2 separate regions of the Homo sapiens genome follow, and region 1 is linked to region 2. Evidence: read pairs that join two places in POLR2A ChIA-PET (ENCODE). Cell type or tissue: endothelial cell of umbilical vein. All regions are shown on one strand. Each heading gives the region's core, and the rest is flanking DNA. Links, peaks and the distances in the headings are about the cores only.

Evidence for each region. Peaks named below come from ENCODE experiments on the same cell type or tissue, not always from the same donor. Only the 100,000 strongest peaks of a DNase experiment are listed, where the experiment ranks them.
Region 1: POLR2A ChIA-PET joins it to region 2 with 5 read pairs; 4 of 35 experiments call an interaction of 5 or more read pairs at or near these places.

What each region holds. Positions count from the first base shown.
Region 1 is chr1:209,923,209-209,928,587 of GRCh38, forward strand. No RefSeq gene overlaps it. Among named protein-coding and RNA genes, the nearest start is that of SYT14, 12 kb to the right of the region's middle. In endothelial cell of umbilical vein, for the core only: no CTCF peak of the experiment used is centred there; a DNase peak (open chromatin) is centred at 3,103.
Region 2 is chr1:209,862,850-209,868,228 of GRCh38, forward strand. No RefSeq gene overlaps it. Among named protein-coding and RNA genes, the nearest start is that of UTP25, 38 kb to the left of the region's middle. In endothelial cell of umbilical vein, for the core only: no CTCF peak of the experiment used is centred there; no DNase peak of the experiment used is centred there; H3K27me3 peaks cover 340 bases.

The sequences.
Region 1 (5,379 bases), core at 163-5,162, 60 kb after region 2:
CAATTTCATTTAGATTATGTACAAGAATACAAAATAAAAAGACCAGAAAGCTGGGCGTGGTGGCTCATACCTGTAATCCCAGCACTTTGGGAGGCAGATCACCTGAGGTGAGGAGTTCAAGACCAGCCTGGTCAACATGGAGAAGCCCCGTCTCTACTAAAAATACAAAAATTAGCCAGGCACAGTAGCAGGCACCTGTAATCCCAGATACTGGGGAGGCTGAGGCAGGAGAATTGCTTGAACCTGGGAGGCGGAGGTTATGGTAAGCCAAGATTTTGCACTGCTGCACTCCAGCCTGGGTGACAGAGCGAAACTCTGTCTCAGAACAAACAACAACAACAACAACAACAACAAAATCCAGAAATAATTATCTAATTATATGGCAAGAAGTATGGTGTCATGATCTCGGCTCATTACAACCTCCACCTCCCAGGTTCAAGCAGTTCTCCTGCTTCAGCCTCCCAAGTAACTGGGCTTACAGGCACCTGCCACCACACCCGGCTAATTTTTGTATTTTTGGTAGACACGGGGTTTTACCATGTTGGCCAGGCTGGTCTCGAACTCCTGACCTCAAGTGATCTGCCTGCCTCAGCCTCCCAAAGTGCTGGGATTATAGATATGAGCCACTGCACCCAGCCGAGCCTAGTATACTATCTTGGTAAACTGATTTTACATTCTAGTTTCAAGTAGCAAGTCTATTATGTGTCTGTATCTCATCCTGAAACTTCTCACTAAGGCTTCAATTTTTTATTATCCTCAATAATCTAATTACATTTCTATTTGGATATGCTGTTGTGTCTCAATCATCTCTCATGAGGAATTTCTAATTCCCATATTTTTGTGACTAGCACCATTATTTTGGTCTCCTATGCCTATAACATTAGAACTAACTGCTTCTTATCCTCTACTTAATCCTTTGTCTATTTTGTCACTGTGTATATTAATTATGAGTCTTTTGGCTTCAAGTGACTGAATTTGAAACTCCAGCTACCTTAAGAAAAAAAAAGGGATTTATTGGAAGGATCCTGGGTACCTCATATAATTTAGAAAGAGAAAAAAGAGAGAGAGACAGCTGCAGGAAACTAAAGCAGCTCTACACACCTCAGGAACTGGAACCAGCAAAGTGGTGCCACCAAAATGCACTCTTTCTGTTTCTACCTGGATGATAGCTATACTTTCTGGGTCTTTTCCACAAGGCTGGGATTCTAGTAGTAGACTTAGGTCACACCCATTCAGCAGCATCTGCATTTAAAAACTCAGTTTGGCCTCTAGTTTAAATTCAGCCAGTCTCAGGGGGCATTCTTAGTGGTACAACTTGGGTCATGTGCCTATTCCTTAGAATAATCACTATGGGTAGATGGATGCTGTACTAAGTAATTGGCCCAGCCTGGATCATGTGCTACCCCTGGGGCATGTGTATGTGTAAAAGAGAGAGAGGGAGACAGAGAGACAGAAGACAGAGCCAGAGAGAAAGAATAGGATTGGCAGTTGCATTCATTCATGTCCTCTAACAAGCAGATGCCAAACAGGATTAAATGTATAAGGATTTTATTAGATATACTTAGACATATACAACCTATATATCTGTGTAAAAGGATATATATATAGGGAGGGTGCTGGAAATGGCTGGGAAGCCATCAGACCATGATGCAATCTGACTCTAAGTGAAGGTAAAAGAGAGAATAGTTTGGGTCTAGATTGCTAGGCAGTCTATAGAGGGTTCTGCAAGATTATCAGGTAGTTCCTGAGGCAAAGTTGCTGAAAGGTAGTCTCTTGTCTTCCTGGAATGGAGCTCCCTTGGTGTCCCTATCACACTCAGTTACTGGTGGCAGCAACCTGTATGAGATGTGGTCTCAGTGCATACATGGAGATGGATTTCCAAGTGCAGCAGCTGAGGCCCTTATTCAAGTGCGCTCTTTTTGGTAGGAGTTCTACCAAGGGCATTCTCATGGCTGCACCTCAGTCCCCTCCATAATCATATGGCTGGAGTGGGAGAGGGGCAACTTTTGGAAAATAAAGGATATATTTTTCTGGTCAGATAAGATAATGTCCAGTACACTAAGTATCGTCAAAATTCTTTTAACATGCCTCTCCACCTAACTTCCTTTCCATGCTTACAGCTGCTCTCATTGTCCATGCTTTCACCATCTGATTCTTGGACTACTGTGGCATCTTCTAATTAGTTCCTGCATTTATTCTCTACTTTCTTGAACTAATCCTATACTCCCTCTTATAATTTACTGCCCAGAATGTCACTTCGAACATATCACTTTCTTGCTAAAATCCTTACAAGATTCTGGGGGTCCTCAGTCTGCCATTCAGCAATAGTAATATGACTCTTACAATTCCTCAGTTCTACTTCTTTACTCTTGAAAATCTCCTCATCTTTCAAGTACATCATGTTCATTTCCATCTCAAGCTTGTCTTAGAATCATTGACTCTTAGGCAGAAAATCTCTATATGAGCATTAATTTCTCTCCACTTTGGCTTCTTGGACCTTTGGGAGATTAGAGGTGAATCACTGAAAATTAAAGCTAAAGTATAAATGAGGAGGAGTGAGGCGAGAGAAACCTAAGGTATGGGCCCTATGACAAAACTAGCATGTGGTCCTTAGGATTTTGAGAGCAGGAGACTGGGATACAATGAAACCTGCTGGAAAGTTAGACTGTGGGAGAGAGAGGGATGGGGAGACTGGTACAGGTTCCAGGATGGGTCTTTGGCAAGAAGAAAGCCTACCTGGGAAACCACTGGTTTCAACTATCTGAAGTGCTTCCACCAACACAGAGTGGAAAAACCCCCAAAAAACAAACAAACATAAAAAATGCCAAGTAAGGAGGAGGGGAAAGGGCTGGCAGCTTCCCAAATCTGCCATCCACCTAATGCTTTTGTTGAGTCGCCTGTTAGCATAATTCTCTTCCAATAGACCTTGTATGTAGGCTATGATTACAATCTGGTTTAATGTGGTAAAAAAAAACCAATTATTATGCACACTAAACCAAGAGAGACCATTCATGACAGTGATAATCTCGGCACTGGGGCTTATAACAAGCACAGATCTCTTCCTGTACAGCTGCCACCCACTGGTTTTGGCTCTAACCATCGTGACCATACTGAATAAGCCTGATCTCTTTTCATCTGGCAGACATTCAAATATTTGAAAACAATTATCATGGAGTCCCTGAGTCATTTCTTTTTCAGACTAAACTTTATCAGCTTTTTAGCCTTTTTCACATAGAATATAATTAGAAATATCTTGCCATTGAATTCACTCCAGGTATTTTTTTTTTTTAACCAGGGCAGGGAAGACTGGGATTGCTGCTGTCTTTTTGATAGATAATAGGTATCTAAAATTGCAGTCTAAAACCACATTAATAATTTTAGTAGGCACCCCATATATACAAATTGAACTTACTCTCAATTAAAACTCCACGTCCATTCTACCTGTGCTGCTTCTGGTCTAGGTTTTCCCTATTCTACTTTCATTCATTTATTGAAGGGCTTTATTGATGATTTCTTATTAATTAAATACATTTTCACTAATGAGGGATCACTGTGGGCTTGGCACTGGGAGTAGGGGAAGATTTAGAACTGCTGAGATCCTCTCCCATTGCTGTGACCCGGGGGAGCTAGAGATGGTAGGAATCCCAGGTCAGGACTAAGGCTGAGGTAAGCCAGGAACCTAGGGTGCAACACTTAAGGAGGCACTCACTGTCGGGTTGGTGCAAGCGCAGCACAAATAGTGTATTATTCTGGACAGAGTTCTTATCCAATCCCCTCTCTGGTTTATTGTTTAGAATAAGCTGAGAGCATAGCTCAGGTGGGTCAGTTGCAGGTTTTGGACATTTTAACTACAAACCAAAGTTTTACAGTTTATATTCTGCATTTATATTCATTATAGAATACATTCGTACTCTGCACAAAGGACCACACAAGCATATACCGTTATTTAATATACAATGAGGAAAATCATAGTTGATATGTGGTATGTCAGGGTGAGAGAATTCAGAATATAAGACGGGTTTTTCCTGGAGCCTCCCTGACAGCACTGTAAGGAGGGATAGGAGAAGTATACATAGAAATCCAAATTTTGCCCCCAGTTTGTAGGGTGTTTATGCTCAGAGTCCTCCTGTGGTTTTTGGATCCTTGATGTCATTGTCCAAATTAAAAAAAAAAAAAAACTATGACCAGGCTCCAGATTTCTCCCATCTGCAGAGATATAGCTCAGCACATTAAATGACTTCCCATTGACCAGCACCAATAGAAAAGCCCTACATAGAAAATTTGGAGAAAATAAAGAACTTCATCTGTGATTATATAACTAAGCCTCAGACATAAAAGAAGGCTAAATCAAAAGGGAATGGCCCCTAAGAGAGAACAGTAAAACCCTTTCCAGGAAAACAAAGAGAATGAGAGCACAGACCAAGGTGGGTTGAATACACACTTCCTCCCTCAGACTGGCTTGCCCTGTCTGGCTCAAACCAATTCTATTTAAGGAATTCCTCATTTAAGCCTCCTCAGTGAAAGGGAACCAGGAAGATGAATGAAACAGAGTTACTAACTTAGGGCTCAGTTTAGGGCCCATTCAATTATGAAGAGACACTCTAAATATAATAAACATAAATGCAAATATCATGAGAATTCTTACCTCTGATGGAAGGTAGGCTTGGGAGGCATCACAGAGGAGAGAAGCCATTCGAACCTTTACTTTCAGAATATATTTTTATATTTTTAATGTCAAAACAAAAATTAATATTTTCCAATTGAGACTCCTCCATACCCAGCATATTCCCAAGAGGCAAACTTTTATAAGTTTCTGTTTTTAGTTCTTGCGATTATCACCATATGCTAAATAATATAATTCTATCAGCTGGGCACGGTGGCTCACGCCTGTAATCTTAGCACTTTGGGAGGCCGAGGTAGGCGGATCATCTGAGATCAGGAGTTTGAGACCAGCCTGACCAACATGGTGAAACCCTGTTTCTACTAAAAACACAAAAATTAGCCGGGTGTGGTGTCGCGTGCCTGTAATCCCAGCTACCCAGGAGGCTGAGGCAGGAGAATCGCTGGAACCTGGGATGCAGAGGCTGCAGTGAGCCGAGATCGCACCACTGCACTCCAGCCTGGGCGATAGAGCAAGACTCTGTCTCAGAAAAAAAAAAAAAAAAGAAAGAAAGAAAAAGAAAAGAATATAATTCTGGCCGGATGTGGTGGCTCACGCCTATAATCCCAGCACTTTGGGAGGCGAAAGTGGGTGGATTGAGACCATCTTGGCCAACATGGTGAAACCCCATCTCTACTAAAAATACAAAATTAGCTGGGCGTGGTGGCGCGCGCCTGTAGTCCCAGCTACTCAGGAGGCTGAGGCAGGAGAATCGCTTG
Region 2 (5,379 bases), core at 231-5,230:
CAGCACCACAGTAGCAGACTGATCCTTTTTAATGAGATGCTCAGAGTCTGAGCACTCCTCCTCTCTGGGGTCCTAATCATTTCTCAGAAAGTGGCTGCCCTGCACCCTGGAATTCACGTTTTTTGTTTCCCTTTCCACCTCCAGCCACAGGGTGAGGAGGTGTCAACAGGAGGCGAATGGCTGTGGAACACCTGTCACAGAGTTCTTCCCATCCCCTGTGGGTGGGCAGGGAGATATCCCGGTTTTGTTCTATCTGTTATGAAACCTGCGGAGAAAGCTAAATCTGGCTGTACTGACTTAACTCCCGGGTCGAAAAAAGCTGCTTGAGAGTCTTGGGCACGGAAAGGAATCGAAGCCAGCAGCCATCATCTGTAGAGCTGTGTTTGTTCCCCACAGGAACCTGAACTCAGAGGAAATGCCAGCTGAGTTCTTCTTGCCCCATCTGTGACAGAATTCCAGCTGTTCCACGATAGCAATCTGGCTTGGAGAGTGTAGTGGCTTCCCTACACTCCATCAAAACAAAGCAGGGTGACTTGTGAAGATACTAATTTTGGCTCCATTTTTATTGCTCTAAATGTTTCTGCAAATTGCTACCAAAAAGTTAACCAGGTCTTGTGTTCTTTGCCTTGGGGAGCTTTGGGAGAAGGGTGAACAGCATTTTCCAGGCCAAGAGAACTTTGTTGGCGTGTCATGTAATTAGAGGACATTGAAGCTAGGGTGGAGGAGGGGGAGACAGAAGCAGCCAAAGGAAAAGAGTTTTGAGGCTTCTCCTAGAACAGGAGGGAAGGGTATTGCAAAGACCTTCCTGTCCAAGCATGGCACAAAAGCCATGACATTGCTCCCTTTAAGCACTCATAGAAGTTTGGAAAATAAACAGATAAACAGGTTAATGGCAGCGAATCCATAATGGTCTGCAGCAACCTCAATTCTTGCCTCCTCAGAAGAAAGAATTCAGCTGAGGGGCATAAAGCAGAAAAGGAGACCAAGCCAAGTTTTAGAGCAGGAGTGAAAGTTTATTAAAAAGCTTTACAGCAGGAATGAAAGGAAGGAAAGTACGCTTGGAAGAGGGCCAAGAAGGTGACTTGAGAGATCAAGTGTGCAGTTTTGACCTTTTGACTTGGGGTTTTAGACGCTGGCATACTTCTGGGGCTTTGTGTCCCTTATCCCCTGATTCTTCCCTTGGGGTGGGCTGTCCACATGCACAGTGGCCTGCTAGTGCTGGGGCGGGGAGCACGCACAGTGTGTTTACTGGAATTGTACACATGTTCACTTGAGACATTCTTCCCTTGCCAGTCAAATGTCTCTAAAGGTCATATACCAGTTAAGCTTTGCCATTTTGCCTTGTAATGTGCATACTTGAGCCCACTTACCCAGCTCCTGGGATCAGGAAGCTGCTGATCACCAGTTTCAGGTGTTTCTGTTTATTGGGAGAAAGCCTTCCCCTGGCTCTGGCTGAAACCAATTATTATTTTAACAAGACAGTTTAACAGTCACCTGACCATCACCTGATCATTGCCTAACATTCCTGGTGTGTGTGTGGGTGGTGGGGGTGGGGGTGGAGGGGTGCCTATCCTGCCTTGCTCATGTCTGACTAGCAGACATGAGCTACCTGCTTTTTGCTACCTACTGTAACAAAAAGAGACCAGAGAAACTGAAGGCCAGGTCAGAAGGCCTTCCCTAAATGCTGTAGCCTCTATAAGACCTCCAGGATTTTTGCACAAATCTGAAATGGGGAGCCTCAAGTATGACTGAAATTGACTTTCTGGTCAATCAGGAGGGATGAGGTTTGGAGCAGATTACAGCTGTTTTAAAGAAATAAATGAGGCCAGGCATGGTGACTCATGCCTGTAATCCCAGCACTTTGGGAGGCCGAGGTGGGTGGATCACCTGAGGTCAGGAATTCGAGGCCAGCCTGGCCAACATGGTGAAACCCCATCTCTACTAAAAATACAAAAATTAGCTGGGCATGGTGGTGGGCACCTGTAATCCCAGCTACTCAGGAGGCTGAGACAGGAGAATCGCTTGAACCCAGGAGGTGGAAACTGCAGTGAGCGGAGATCGTGCCACTGTACTTCAGCCTGGGCAACAAAGGGTGAAACTCCATCAAAAAAAAAAAAAAAAAAGAAGAAGAAAGAAAAGAAAGAAAAAGAGAAAAGGTGATACTCCTTATACTCCTAAGTTTTATAAACAGAATATATACTTGGAACAAAACAGCAAAGCATCCCAAATGCTCTTCTTATGAGTAAACAATAGGGCAGAGGCGGGAAGCAAAACCCTAATTCAAGGGACTTTGCTCTCAACCTTGTAAAGCCACGAGTTGCAGGAGAAAGGTGGGCAACTAACATCCTGCAAGGAGTAGTGTGTTAGTTTGCTAGGGTTGCCATAACAATGTACTACAGACTGAGTGGCTTCAAAAACTAAAATTTGGCTGGGCACGGTGGCTCATGCCTGTAATCCCAGCACTTTGGGAGGCCGAGGCAGGAGGATCACTTGAGCCTAGGAGTTTGAGACCAGCCTGGACAACATAGTGAGATCCTGTCTCTCCAAAAAATAATTTTATAAAATTAGTTGGGCATGGTGACACATGCCTGTAGTCCCAGGTATGTGGGAGGCTGAGGCAGGAGGATTGCTGAACCTGGGAGATCAAAGCTGCAGTGAGCCTGGGAGACGGAGGCTGTACTCCAGACTGGTTGACAGAGTGAGACCCTGTCTCAAAAAACAATAAATAAGTAAATAACCAAAACTGATTTTTAATTCTGGAGGCTAAAAGTCGAAGATCAAGGTGTTAGCTGGGGTGGTTTCTTCTGAGACCTGCCTGTGTCTTCACATGGTCTTCCCTCTGTCTGTCTGTCTTTGTCCTTCTCTTCTTATAAGGATGCATATCAGATTGGATTAGGGCCCACCCTAATAACCTCCTTTTACCTTAATTACCTTTTTTTAAAAAATAATTTTTTTTTCTATACTGAATCTCACTCTGTTGCCTAGGCTGGAGTGCAATGGTGTGATCTCAGCTCACTGCAACCTCCTCCTCCCGGGATCAAGGGATTCTCCTGCCTCAGTCTCCCAAGTAGCTGGGATTACAGGTGCCTGCCACCATGCTCGGCTAATTTTTGTATTTTTAGTAGAGACGGGGATTTCACCATGTTGCCCAGGCTGGTCTTGAACTCCTGACCTCAGGTGATCCACCTGCCTTGGCCTCCCAAAGTTCTGGGATTACAGGCATAAGCCACCACGCCTGGCCCACTTTAATTACCTTTTTAAAGACTCAATCTCCAAATACAGTCACATTCTGAACTACTGGGGGTTAGGATCTCAAGATAGGGATTTTGGGGAAACACAATTCAGCCCATAACATGTATTCAGGTCCCCTTTCTGCCCAGACTTTAATGCAAATATAGATTCACCAGTCTGTCCAAAAAAAAGGCCACTGAGAAAGGAGGCCACACTTCCAGGAGGAAATTACATCGGGGAGGAATAAATACAAGCCTGTGGAGGTGTGGTTACTAGAAGGGGAAGCTGAAAATCTGTTTCTTATCTGCCTACACTCTTGGTACTTCCTCCATGTGGGCTGCAAAAGTGTGGTACCCCACACTTCAGCCCTATTTGTTTCCTTCCACCCACTCCCACCCTCTGTGTATAGCCTGGGGAAAGCATTCTGATGTTTTAGTTTTCTTTCTCCAGCCAGTCTAGGATAAAGTCTGTAGGGCATCTTTGCAGAAGCCTGCAAATATTTTGCTACAGAAAAGTGTTGCGGGAAGTCAGGGACCCCCGAATGGAGGGACCAGCTGGAGCCGTGGCAGAGGAACATAAATTGTGAAGATTTCATTTTAATATGGACATTTATCAGTTCCCCAAATTAATACTTTTATAATTATTTCTTATGCCTGTCTTTAATCTCTTAATCCTGTTATCTTCGTAAGCTGAGGATGTATGTCACCTCAGGACCACTATTGTGTTAACTGTACAAATTGACTGTAGAACATGTGTGTTTGAACAATATGAAATCAGTGCACCTTGAAAATGAACAGAATAACAGCAATTGTAGGGAACAAGGGAAGGCAACCATAAGGTCTGACTGCCTGCAGGGTCAGGCAGAATACAGCCATATTTTTCTTCTTGCAGAGACCCTATAAATGGATGTGCAAGTAGGGAAGATATTGCTGAATTATTTTCCCAGCAAGGAATATTAATAATTAATTCCCTGGGGAAGGAATGCATTCCTGGTGGGAGGTCTATAAACAGCTGCTCTGGGAGTGTCTGTCTTATGCGGTTGAGATAAGGACTGAAATACGCCCTGGTCTCCTGCAGTACTCAGGCTTATTAGGATGGGGGAAAAAACTGCTCCCTGGTAAATCTGAGGTCAGACCAGTTCTCTGCTCTCGAGCCCTGTTTTCTGTTGTTTAAGATGTTTATCAAGACAATATGTGCACAGCTGAACATAGACCCTTATCAGGAGTTTTTTATTTTGTCTGTGCCTCGTGATCTTTGCTTTGCCCTTTGCCTCGTGATCTTTATTGGCCTCAGAAGCATGTGATCTTTGTTCTCCTTTTTGCCCTTTGAAGCATGTGATCTTTGTGACCTACTCCCTGTTCATACACCCCCTCCCCTTTTAAAGTCCTCAATAAAAACCTGTTGGTTTTGTGGCTCAGGTGGGCATCATGGACCTACCGATATGTGATGTCACCCCCAGCGGCCCAGCTGTAAAATTCCTCTCTTTGTACTCTTTCTATTTCTCAGACCAGCTGACACTTGGAGAAAATAGAAAGAACCTACGTTGAAATATTGGGGGTGAGTTCCCCCGATAGAAAAGTACCCAAACCTCTTAGTAAGCAAACCTCTTAGTTAAGAACCTACCTTATTGGACCAATTGGTGGGAAAAGCATGGCCGTAGAAGATTGGCACTAAGGTGGGGCTGTTAAGATGTGACAAAACAAACGAAGGCTAAGCTGGTGCACATAATAATAACAGCTTCTGCTCCAGGAGACATCTGTGGGCTCCTCAATGGCTCTTCGAGCTCTCGGACGGGTCCAGCCAAGAGAAGCCCCAGCAAATGATGTCTGATCATGTGGAGGCCTTGGTTCTCAGGGTCTCCCTGCTGGGCTGCAGGTGGGTGGTGGCTGCTGTCTCTATGAAAGCCACAGCTCCTGCTGGGCCACCCTCTCTACTACAGCCCAGCCTCTGGATTCCTCCCCTTGCCCTGGGACACTCCAGCATCTCTTGTTCATTTCCCCTGACCCTGCCCACACCTCTGTGAATAGATACTTCATTAATCTCTCCTTAATAACTCACATCAATGTGCCATCTGTTTCCTCTCAGGTCCCTGAGCTTTTCTGTGTGCTAGGCACTGTTATAAATATAAATATACATTTCCTTTTTTTT